Regions from separate parts of the Homo sapiens genome. Here all the other regions are linked to region 2. The links are chromatin contacts, found by Hi-C or POLR2A ChIA-PET in ENCODE. All regions are on one chromosome and are shown on one strand. Each heading gives the region's core, a stretch centred on a gene start or an enhancer-like site at or near the end of the contact. The rest is flanking DNA. Distances are from core to core; before and after follow the strand shown. Region 1 holds the start of ZW10 (zw10 kinetochore protein). Region 2 holds the start of BUD13 (BUD13 spliceosome associated protein). Region 3 holds the start of C2CD2L (C2CD2 like).

The links. Hi-C counts contacts between places; a loop is a spot of excess contacts on that map. ChIA-PET counts read pairs that join two places held with the same protein, here RNA polymerase II (POLR2A). Pooled maps may share reads with other maps.
Region 1: a pooled map shows a loop between it and region 2 (9-fold over the local background). The contact joins the promoter of ZW10 here to the promoter of BUD13 in region 2. A Hi-C loop is called at or near these places in 7 of 50 pooled maps. POLR2A ChIA-PET finds 5 or more read pairs at or near these places in 2 of 52 experiments (GM10248 and activated CD4-positive, alpha-beta T cell).
Region 3: a pooled map shows a loop between it and region 2 (4-fold over the local background). The contact joins the promoter of C2CD2L here to the promoter of BUD13 in region 2. A Hi-C loop is called at or near these places in 5 of 50 pooled maps.

The regions. Positions count from the first base shown.
Region 1 is chr11:113,772,253-113,776,204 of GRCh38, forward strand. ZW10 (zw10 kinetochore protein) reads right to left here and starts at 1,440. Exons shown (of 16, transcript NM_004724.4): 1 at 1,310-1,440. The coding sequence starts at 1,414. RefSeq lists enhancers at 1,171-1,440, 1,571-1,630.
Region 2 is chr11:116,770,009-116,774,321 of GRCh38, forward strand. It overlaps BUD13 (BUD13 spliceosome associated protein), which reads right to left and starts at 2,979. Exons shown (of 10, transcript NM_032725.4): 1 at 2,814-2,979; 2 at 121-214. The coding sequence starts at 2,956. ZPR1 (ZPR1 zinc finger) reads right to left here. Exons shown (of 14, transcript NM_003904.5): 14 at 3,791-4,313. BUD13-DT (BUD13 divergent transcript) reads left to right here and starts at 3,463. Exons shown (of 2, transcript NR_186226.1): 1 at 3,463-3,503; 2 at 3,902-4,197. RefSeq lists a silencer at 3,118-3,317 and an enhancer at 3,438-3,527.
Region 3 is chr11:119,106,057-119,109,845 of GRCh38, forward strand. C2CD2L (C2CD2 like) reads left to right here and starts at 1,288. Exons shown (of 14, transcript NM_001290474.2): 1 at 1,288-2,039. The coding sequence starts at 1,686. RefSeq lists silencers at 1,123-1,572, 1,643-1,922.

The sequences.
Region 1 (3,952 bases), core at 190-2,689, 3.0 Mb before region 2:
CACGCAGGAGCTAGGGTCGCTTGCCATGCTAGAGTAACTTAAAAACCTGTCCTCTTTCCATCACATTAAACAGTGGTGAAAAATCCGAAAGCCATATTAAAGAAGAGATGTCAGGGATATGACTACTTAAAATTCAGGAAACTACTTTTGTAAAATCAAGAGCTGTTAGGAAGGGTTATACCTGTGCCCTTATGGTGTGTGGCAAACTTGCTCCCTCGAAACCCTACTTGACTCAGATACACAAAATTTTAAATGAAAGCAACTGAAGATGTGGACAAATACTGGCAAGGTAACAATATCAGTACAAAGCAAAACTGTGTGTGGCTACGTGCTTCCAGTTTTTGTATCAATCTCAAGGCAGCAACGTTTACGTAGGTACCAATGACACTCAGCACAGCTTCATGTGCTTGTAGATGAAGTTTTAAAACCACATTAAGAGGCCGGAGACGGTGGCTTACACCTGTAATCCCAGCACTTTGGGAGGCCGAGGCGGGTGGATCACCTGAGGTCAAGAGTTCGAGACCAGTCTGGCCAACATGGTGAAACTCCGTCTGTACTAAAAATACAAAAAAAAAAAAAAAAAAATTAGCCAGGCGTGGTGGCACGCGCCTGTAATCTCAGCTACTCGGGAGGCTGAGGCAGGAGAATCGCTTGAACCCGGGAGGCAGAGGTCGCGGTGAGCCGAGATCACTCCAGCCTGGGCGACAGAGCAAGACTCCATCTCAAAAGATAGATAGATACATAAAAATAAAAACATACTGAGGGTTTGGGTTTGTTTTTTTTTTAATGTCGGGGAGGAGAAAGGTGCAATCCTCCAGGCTATTTTATTCATCAACAAATCAAGGAGTGGGTGGAGGAAATAAACACTCATCGATGGAAGAAGGGGAAGGGGGATCCTGTCTTTTCTATTCCTCTCCTGCGCTCGCTCCCTAGCTTCCTCGGAGCTTCCAGTTGCTCCTCCCGCTCTGCTGGTCTCTTCAGTCTCCCTCTTCCCGCGGCACACCCCTCCCCAACATAACTCCACTCTCCAGTGCTCTCCAGCCACCGCCTGTTCGTCCCCACAGTCCCAGGTCTCCTCGCCTCCTCAGTTCCCAACCCCTGTGTGGGCTCCCCTCCAAGATCCCTCCTCAATCCACACATTCTGGGCCCCTCCACTCCTCATTCAGCCCCCACAACTAGATCTCCCCAACAGGCCCCACTCTGCTGGTCCCCACTCTGTCTGCCCTTAGCCCCTGACTCCTCTCTCCAGTCCCTTCACACAAGGACCCGGAGTCCCCTTCCAGTCAGCAGACAGCTGCCCCGCTCTCACCTTGATCTCCTCCACCCGCCGGGTCAGGCGGCTGATCCGGGTCCCCAGATCCTCCTTTTCCAGCCTCCCGGAGTGTGCCAAAACTTCTGTCACGAACGAGGCCATGGCCAAGACGGGAACCAACGCTGACTGGGTCACTCTCGTAGCCAGCGCCGCAGCTCCCGTCCCGCCGGCCGTCTTGACGCGAGGCCTGCCGGGAAACGGAGTCTCGCGGGCCTCAGACCGCCGCCCGGAAGGCGAGGGGCGCACTACAACTCCCAGCAGGCACCGCGCCAATCCCGAGATGGGATTTCCACGGTGTCCCGTAGTTGGCAAACTGTAAGCAGACGCGTTTTCTTCCTTAGTTGTTTTCAAAGTTCGTTGCTTCCCGCCCGTTTTTCACTGGAGGAAATTAAACGTTTTTAATAACCAGGTCTAACTGAACCTTTCTAAACTTCAAAAGGCTTACTTGTAAAATTATCTAACTGAAAGAGCCAACGAGCCCATCTCGATCTTTTTTCCTCAACTTTTATTGGGCCGCTGTGGCACCAGAATCTACGAATGGCGCCCTCTAGAGTTGTGTAAAGAAGTGGCGTCACCTCATTATAAATAAAAGGTTGCTTATAATTGCATCTATGTACATATATTACATCTACGTGATACATTACACATTTACATTACCTACATTACATATTTATATTACTTAGATATACATAATATTAGTCCTGTGTGAACAAGATACTTAGTACTTTCTGTCATATTATAAATATATAAATGTGTCAAAAGCTTTTAAAAATGGTTTCATTATTTTAATGCATTGCATACAGAAAGATGTTCACAATATTCTATGTATACTATGATTCCTTTTTAAAAACTTAAGTGTATAACCATTGGTCAGAAAACAAAAAGTATGTAAGTATGTATGTAAAGGACAGACATCAAATTATCCTATGGGTGGTGGATTTATGGTATTTATTCTCTTCTCTGCCCTTGCTTTCTCTATTTTTCTGCAGTAAACATACACAGTCCTCCCTTGGTATGGGGGGATTGGTTCCAGAAACCTCCCCTGCCCCAGTAGCAAAATCCGTGGATGCTCAAGTCTCTTACATAAAATGATGTAATGTTTACAAGTAACCAGCACACATCCTCCCCATACACTTTAAATCATCTCTTGATTACTTATAAGACCTAATACAAATCAATCTAAATGCTATAGAGTCGTTATATTGTATTTTGATTTGCATTATTTTTTGTTGTTGTATTGTTATTTTTTATTAGTTTTTTCCAGAATATTTTTGATCTGTGGTTGGTTGGATCCGTGGATACCAAGAGCCAGATGTACTGTTTTGATTAAAAGGTTTTTGGTTTTTTAAAAAGATATATTGTGAGGGTTGACCCCAAGTAGGCACTGACTCTAAGATCCCTGACAATTGTTAAGTGTCTTTGAGACAATCTGCTTATCCCAGTGAAGCAAGGGCCAATTCACATGCCATGAGCAAAGGAAACAAAACTGGGATTGAGAGAGGAAGCACTGAAAACAGCCAAAACATCCTGAGAAACTCCCTTCCTTGGAAAACCAAATCAATTTCTTTTTGGTAGACCTGTCAACTTTGAATTCTAACTGCAACTAATAATAAATGCCCAATGACAAAGAATGACTGATAGATGAAAATTCTGAAACTTTGTACTGCATATTTATTAAGCAATTATCACATAGCAGACATTGTGCTAGGTCTGGGGACCCACAACATGTGAATATATAATCACAGAAAAATATGATAATTACTAATTTGTAGGTAGATGAGGGATGGATCTAGATTTAGTGGAACTTAAATCTTATACAGTTGCAGGGAGGGGAAGGACTCTTTAAAGAAAAGAATATAAAATAATGAATACAAAATTAGATGTCAGCCTTAGAAGGGGCTTGTGCAAGTAATGAGCTGTGAAGTTTAATCTGCCCCTGAGGAAGATGCAAATGGCAGAGGAAATATTGGAGGAAGAGCACCCAGTCTCTGACTGAATTAGAAAGGTTTCACAATGTTAACATTTACAGGAGGCCATCACTTTGGACTGAGTTCCTGCACTAAGCCCAACAGACCAAACCAAAATGGAGTCACTCATGCTAAAGCTCTACTTCGCCAAACCAAAACTAAGCTGTCTGTCTGACCTTCTGAGAAATCAGGAGAATGAGAGATAATCACCAAATTCCCAAACCTGCCAGTTTCAGTCTTCATGATAACGAAGTTCCCTCTGTTTTAATTCTTACAAAAAAGTACCTGAACTAAACTGATGCCAATCAATCAGTTATTTTTCTATTGTTCTGTTTCTCAGTTCCCACCTTACCAGGAAATTAAATTTGAAACAGCCAATCTGCTTTTTGTTCTTTGTGTCTCCTTTCTTCAGCCTTTTTCTTTCTATAAAACCAACCTCATCTGTTCAGCTCATCGGGACACTGATTCTACTTTATGGAATGAAGTGTTGCCTGATTCTAGAATCACAAATAAAGTGAATTAAGATCTTTAAACTAAACTCGTTGTAATTTTGTCTTTTGACAACGGTAATGAGAAATCTGAAGTGAGAATGAAAGGAAGTGCTACTTTGAGGTTGAGGTTCTGGGACCTCCCTCCAGAAAACCTGTGTGTACAGACCCACAAAACACAACTG
Region 2 (4,313 bases), core at 1,729-4,228:
ATCATGCCATTGCACTCCAGCTTGGGTGACAGAGCGAGACTCCGTCTCAAAAAAAAAAAAAAAAAGGAAATTGAGAAGCTTGCTTCATTTCAAAATCCTGACAGCCCCAAAGATACATACCACAGGCAAATCTCCATCATCTTCCTCTTCCTCCTTTTCTAGTTTGGTTGTGGAGATAGCTGTCCAGCTCACATCATCATCCACAATCCGCATTCTAAATGAGAATAAGAAGATCAAAAAGAGTCATTCTAGGATACCAGCATAAAAACATTTATCTATTGGTTTTAAAATAAAGTTCAAAATCCTACAGGATCCTGCATGGTCCAGTCTTTGTCTACAAGGTCAACTTCATCTCCTACTGCTACTTCCTTGGTTGAACACCTCCCTGGTCATCCTTTGGTGCTTAGAAAGGAGCCAAGTTCCTATCACATCAGTTTTCACATATGCAGTTCCTTCCCTCTGCCTGATCTACTCTTTTCAATCTTTTTCTTTTTTTTTTTTTTTGAGACGGAGTCTCGCTCTGTTGCCCAGGCTGGAGTGCAGTGGCACGATCTCAGCTCACTGCAAGCTCTGCCTCCCGGGTTCACACCATTCTCCTGCCTCAGCCTCCTGAGTAGCTGGGACTACAGGCGACCACTGCCACGCCTGGCTAATTTTTTGTATTTTTAGTAGAGACGGGGTTTCACCGTGTTAGTCAGGATGGTCTCGATCTCCTGACCTCGTGATCCGCCCGCCTTGGCCTCCCAAAGTGCTGGGATTATAGGCGTGAGCCACCGCGCCCGGCCCTAGTCTTTTTCTTTTTTGAGACAGGGTCTCACACTGCTGCCCAGGCTGGAGTGCAGGGACACCATCATGGCTCCCTGCAGCCTTGACTTCCCGGGGTTAAGTTATTCTCCCTACTCAGTCTCCCAAGTAGCTGGGACTACAGGCATGTGCCACTGTGCCTGACTACTTTTTTGTATTTTTTGTAGAAACAGGGTTTCACCATGTTGCCCAGACTGGTCTCAAACTCCTAGATGCAAGCAATCCACCCGCCTTGGCCTCCCAAAGTGCTAGGAAACTCTTTCTCATTCCAGGAAACTCTTCCTCATTCTTCAGGTCCTAACACAAATTTAACTTCCTTTGGCAAACTTTTCTTGACTGCTTCACCCAATTCCCTCACCATCCCACACTCACTCAAGACTAAGAACCCTTGTTAAAAACTCTTGGAATACTTTCATTGCATTTATCATAAAGAAAATATATCGATTAGTTGTGTAATTAGTTGCTTAAAGCCTGTATTCCCATTAATCTATAAGCTCCACAAGAACAGGGACTATGTTTTTTTTGTTCACAGAGGCATCCTCAACACCCTACAGTAACTGGAATACGAAATATTCAATAAATGTTTGTTACGTGGATAAACTATATAGCTGAGCCCAAATAATAACAATGACTGCCATGATGTGAAGTTATTCAAAAAGCCAGGGTCACTTAATGCAATCCCTCTAATCACAACCACCACTTAATAAAACCATTATTATTATTATTCTCATTTTAAAGATAAGGAAACTGCAGCTCAGTGAGATGAAACACCTTGCCCAAGGGTACACAGCCTATAAAGTGGCACAGCTAGGATTCGAACTCTGACCAGTGCTGCTCCAACACTCAAGCTACTTTCATCACATGGCACTGCCTCCAAAGGATCCACACAAGTCAGCGAGGCAGAAAGACGAAGACAATAATAAGGCAAGCACCAAACCAGAAAAGAACTTGGACTAGTTCTTTAGAACAATGTGACTTCACTGGGTATCTCAGTGCCTTAGGGTTACTGTAACAAAGTACCACAAATTGCGTGGCATAAAACAACAGAAACTCTCTCGCAGTTCTGGAAGCTAGCAATCTGAAATCCAGGTGTCTGCAAGGCCATCCTCCCTGGAAAGTCTCTAGCAGAGAATCTTTCCTTGCCTCTCCCAGCTTCTGGTAGCCCCAAGCATACCTTGGCTTTTGGCAACATAAATCCAATCCAATCTCAGCCTTCATCTAGACATGGTCGTTTTTCCTTTGTTGCTGTGTCTGTATCCATACTTCCCTCTTTTTAAAAGGCAAACAGTCATCTTGGATTTGGCACCCACCTTAATCAAGTATGACCTCATCTTAACTGATTACATCTCCAAAGACCCTATTTCTAAATGTCACATTCTGTGGTTCTGGGTGGAAAACGATTTGGTAGGGCCCACTACACTGGGCCACAAAGTTGTCCCATATGAAAATAATACCCACTTCATGGTAGTGTGGTGAGGCTTAAATAAACTTATATATGTTTAAATTTCTTATAATGGTGCCTGGCAAGAAAAGTATAACTATATAAATGTTAGCTTCTCACGTTAGGACTATTACTAAGAGTAACAGGAGGTGATCAAAGGTCTCTGATTCAGAACCAAGTCCTTGGGATCTGGGAATCCCCACAGGCAGGTACCGGGCCCTAAAGATCCAAGCACAGAGGCTTTGAATCCGCTCCATTATTCTCGAGGCACAATATTCATTCTCTATGGGAGAGGACGGAAGTCTACCAAGGCGGGAAAAGAGTAATCAAAGTTACACCCCGGCTTTAACGCACTGACGCTACTGCTCAGAGGCTCGAGATGTAAGCGGGGCGGCAGAGGCAAGGCGGGGGGCCTCAAGCGATGTGAGTGGGGCCCTGAGCATGAGCAGGGGTCGGCGGAGAAGCCGAGAGACCCGCCAAGAGGGAAGGAACTGCCGGGCGGCCGAGGGCGGAGTTGGGAAGGGGTGGCTAGACGTCGCAGGCCCCGCCCCGGCCGGTACCAACTCACCCCTTGCCGCCGGCCCCGCCAGGCTTCGGCCGCTTTTTGCGACGCTTGCGACCGGACTCAGATCCCCGGTCGACGCCGGCATCTGCCCCGGACAAGTAACGCTTCAGATACTCGGCCTTGGAAAGCGGCGGAGCTGCCGCCATGGCAGCGGCGGGGGCAGAGAGACGGGTCGGCGCTGGGGACAAAATGCCTCAACGCGTAACGGACGCCAGCCACCCGACAGGGCGGGGCCACGGCCGGAAGTGGCGGAGAGTGCTAAGAATCGCGCGGCTGGCAGGTGCGGCCACCGGGACGCGCTCGCAGGCTAGCCAGGGACGTGCGCACCTTCGGGGCGCTCCACAGCCCTGGGACGACGCCACCAGGTTTCTTCTCTTCATTCACTCACCCACCCACCCACCCATCCATCCAACCGCAGCAAGCGCTGTTCTATGAGGCCACAACCTGACCCAAAGGACCCCGCCCCCATCGGCCGCCTAAACTCCAGAGCACGAGCAAGAAAGTGGAGGGCCACGGGCTGCAGCGTAGCCGAGTTTGAATACTGGTTCCATAGCTGGCTAGCTGTACGACCTCGGGCAAGTTATCACAAAACAGGGAGAATCCCGGCACCTAACTCGGAACGGTCACAGGCTGAGATGATATTACTGTGTGAAGTGCGCAGAGCGGTGTTGGGCACATGGTCATCGGAACTATGTTCGTTATTTTTATAAGTATCTTTAAGTGGGGGGAATCTGCTCCACTAGGCTTCCAGGTACCTACCGTCCAAGAAAGGAAGCCAGGAAGTGCAAACCAACATAATTACTATGAAAAACGTAGTTTCTAAGACCTGTGTAACTCTTCTAGTGTTCTATTACAAGTAGCCCCCAGTTATCTCTTGAAGGAAACTGTAAAACAATCTTGCCAATGAGAAGGACGGACCTGGATCATTTTTTAGCATAGTAAAAGAGAGAAACCAGAGAGAATGAATTCTAACACTCAAGTTTTGGGGGGAAAGAAAAGACTTTATTCTTTGCAGGGGGTTTAGAGCTTTACCTGAATTATCTCATTTAACCCTCACAATTCTCAAATCGTTTCATTATCATATTTTACAGATAAGAACTGAAGCGTGGCAAGATTAAGGAAGTTGCTCAACTTCACATAGTCAGAACATGACTCTAGGGAGTAGAGGCTAGCGAAGTGGGGTGCAAGAGGTCATCCAAATTTCTTGAAATACCAGATCTTTTTACCTCATCATATATGTTAGATTGTCAGTTTTATCGTTTTCTTCCCAGCTTTATTATTTGACAAAAAATTATATATATTCAAGGTGTACAATGTGATGACTGGATATAATTATACATTGTGTAATGATTACCAAAATCAAATTAAGTAAAACATCCTTCACTAATTTATGTAGTAGTTCGGTGGGGGGGCACTTAAGCAAATTTGTCTTAGCAAACTTCAAGTAAACAATACAGAATTATTAGCTATAGTCAACATGTTGTACATTAGATTCCCAGAACT
Region 3 (3,789 bases), core at 38-2,537, 2.3 Mb after region 2:
GACAATGCATGGGCAGGGCCACAGGAGGTTACCTCATTCACCCCCACCTCTCCCCATCATTCCTTACAGGGAAATCTAGGGAGGCCCAGGCTACCCCACCACCTCCTCTGGCTCAGACAAACCTGTTGCTGACCTGTCAGTTTCTGTCTAGCCCTGCCATCCCACACTTCAGAAGGCATTGTTTATTCTCTTATTCTCATGTGCTCATTCCTCAGACAACTACTTGGGTTTGGGAGAAAGATACTTAACACCTTTCCATCCTACCTCTTTAAGAAAGGGACTGTGTGCCAAAGACCTTCCCACATGTATGAAGAAGGGGCTCTTGGGAGAATGTGAATTCCCCCAGGATTCCTTTGAATCCTTTTGCAGGTATTTCCTTCCCCTGTCCTCAGCAAGCATTGATGAGCCCCAGTCCTGTAGAGGTTGAATCAACTCCTTGAGTCTAGGAAAAGATGGCTTCTGAGGCCAGAGGTTGGGCAGTGTACCTACAGCACCATTTCTTGGGAGCTTGTTGGGATATCACATACTTAGAGTGGCAAGGTCTTGTGGCTGAATCTATTGATAGTCCAGTGCTACATTGCCAGCTCCCTTGTCATTACCACCCCCTCTACACGTGCTCCATAGGCAGGAGCTGTTACTATGGAAATACATTATTTTTAAAAACAGACACACAGCCTGGGCTTGGGAATCTCCAGAACAAACCTACACGAGCAAGGAGGTTAATGGGGCTGTTTCTGGGTCCAAGCTCCAAGAGGAAGGAGGGTGATGATGGTGGGGGGAATTCAAATTCGGTGTTCTACTCTCAACCTCTCCCAGCTTCAGGTTCTGCTTTCTCTCTGTTGACATCAGCTGGACCTCTGCCAGACACTTCTATCTGGGAGGGACGCTCTGCGTCTCCTTACCCTGGGCCTAGCTTCCCCCAGGAAATGGGAAGCTAGAAGTCGCTGAGTCTGGGGGTGTTGGGAGAAGGGGGCGGTGATTTCCACAGGGGTCACCTCCTTCTTAACCTCACAGGCGTCCGACCTGTGGAAATCTAACAAGCATAGGGGAAAGCAAAGGCAGCATCTTAGGTAAGTGAAGTTACTCTTGCCTTGAGCTGAGTGTGGGAGCACCGCGATTGCAAGATGGGGCGAGGTGATCAAAGATCCCGCCTATTTTCAACCCCGGAACCTCCTCCGCTCGCTGCTAGCCCTCCCGCCCTCCTCCAGCGAGGGAGCGCCAGGCTGTCCTGGCCCCGCCCGGCGCGGGTGCGGCTCCTTTAAGGGCGGGTGGGGGCGGGGCGCCGGCGGTGTTGTCAGTGTCAGCTCTGCGCACGCAGCCCTCCCGGAGCCGGTGCCGGCCCGCGAGCCCCAGCGTCTCTGCAGACCAGTCCCCTCCAGGGTCCGGCGGGGCCCGCGCGGTGGGAGGAGTCGGGCACTGGCCGGCGACTAACGGGTCCGACTGCTGACCAAGCTAGGAGAGACCCGGACCACGGAGACAGAGACCCCGGCATCGCGACCCCCGAGGACCTCCTCTCCTCGCCCTGTGGCACCCACTAGTCCTGGGCACTCAGCCGCGGAGAGCCCCCGACCCCGCGCGCCCAGCCCCGGGGGAGCCCACCTCCTCCCCGCGGCCCGCCCGGGCCATGCTCCCCCGGGGCAGCGGGTGAGCCCCAGCCGGGACCGGGATCGGAGCCCGCGCGGAGCATGGATCCGGGCTGGGGGCAGCGGGACGTGGGCTGGGCGGCCTTGCTGATCCTCTTCGCCGCCTCGCTGCTCACGGTGTTCGCCTGGCTGCTGCAATATGCCCGGGGCTTGTGGCTGGCGCGGGCCCGCGGGGACCGGGGCCCGGGACCCGCCTTAGCCGGGGAACCCGCGGGTTCCCTGCGGGAGCTGGGCGTGTGGCGCTCGCTGCTGCGGCTGCGGGCGACTCGGGCTGGCGCCGCCGAGGAGCCAGGAGTCCGGGGCCTCCTGGCGTCACTCTTCGCCTTCAAGTCTTTCCGGGAGAACTGGCAGCGGGCTTGGGTGCGAGCGCTGAACGAGCAGGCCTGCAGAAACGGGGTGAGTTGGACCAAGCGCTTGGGTGGTCCCTTCAGCCTTTCCTTCCAGGGGAGGGACTGACTGCTCGTGCTAGGAGGCCAGACGAGGGTGGGCATAAACTGGGGAACCCTATGGCTTCTCTTCCCCTCCCGGATCAGAGAAAAGGGTGCCGCTAAGGCTGGAGGTTGTAGAAATCCAACTGGGTCCCCAGACTTCCATTTCTGTGGGCAAGGTACTCTGGTTCCAAACCCATGCACAAGTTGCTGTTCTCATAGCAACGCTAATCCCTGTGCCTGAGGGCACTTCCGCCTTGCCTGGGTGCTGGTTGTGTTGGGGCATGGGAGACAGGTGCACCTGCAGAAGGAATTTGCCTGCTTCTCATGCCACCACACCCATTTAACATTTCATGCCCCAAATCCCTGGTGTGGTCAGGCAGATCCCCAAGGAGCCTGAATCACCCCCCTACCCGACAGTAATTTCACTGCTACAGTCAAACACATCCTTCTCCTCCATGCTGGCCTGTGGTTCACTGGGGGTTGGGGAGTGTTCAGGTGGAGAGCAGATTGACAGTGCCCCTACCAGTAGATGAGCTTGGAACTGCCCCTTGAGGGTCAGTCACAAACCAGTCCAGCCTACTTCCTCCCATTGCACCATGGGCATCTGGCCTCCCAGGAAGTGGGGCAGGAAGCGTGGTCATGAGATGGAGATAAGGTGGGAGGTAGAAGTCTCTCTTTTCTGGAGCTCCCTCCCATCCTGACCCAGCAATCTCTCCTTGCTCTCACAGTCCATCAGCTCCTTGCTCAGAGGGTTCTCTATTTCCAGCCACTATGAGTTTGGAGGCTTTACCTTACTAGTTCCCCAGATGCCGGAAACAGAAATGTCCACAAGAAATTGCTCTATTTACTCTGTCCAGCTGGCTGGCTAAAAGCCAGATGGCATCTGTCAGTTTACACCTTGAACCCACCTCTTCATCCAACTCTCCCTGTACCTTGTCCCTCGGTCAGAAGCAACTCCCCAGGATAGCTGACTCAACTGGACATTGGCCTCCCTTGCAGAGGGTGGGGAGATTGAGGTTTCAAGCATCCATCTCCCCATCTTCCTTGGCCTAGCCTTTGAATGAGACAGCTACCAGAGCAAAGGAGTTGGCTTCCCCTGGTTTGCCAAGCAAATGAACCCTATGGATTTGTTTCCTCCATCTCAAGACCCAAGGAAGAGTTGCCAGCCAATTCTGTGCCCCTTCCTCAATTCTGTGTCCGCACTGCTCTCCAGGTGGGGCTGCGGTAGGTTGCTTCCATTACTGTGGACGAATTAGGGAGCAGCTCTTTTGAGATCTAAGCAGCTTTCTGCTCTCTAATACCGTCCTGCTATCTGCCTTGAGGAATTAGCCAGGCCCCTGGACTCTTGGGTCCTCTGAGCTTGTATCTCTTCCCAGTCCCCCTGGTACGGATCCCCAAGGCCATGCTCATCTTCATCTCCAAGAATATGAAGCATCATACTCTTGAAGCCTCCACATCTTATTTATTTGGAAGAAGGCTTAGCTTCATTTCTGCAGCTCTTATCTTGAACAAGGTGGCTCTACCACCTTTACCGGGGCTTAGCCCTTTCCCTCTGCCCAGCTATTATATATAGGTGGCAACCAGCACCTTAACTTTTTTCTATGTAGGATTTTTTGTTTGTTTGTTATTTGTTTTTTTAGGGGGTAGGGTAGGGGATGAAAGGGATTGCAGGGAGAAGAAGAAGGAAGCTCTTGGTATTCCAGGAGGAAGCCAGG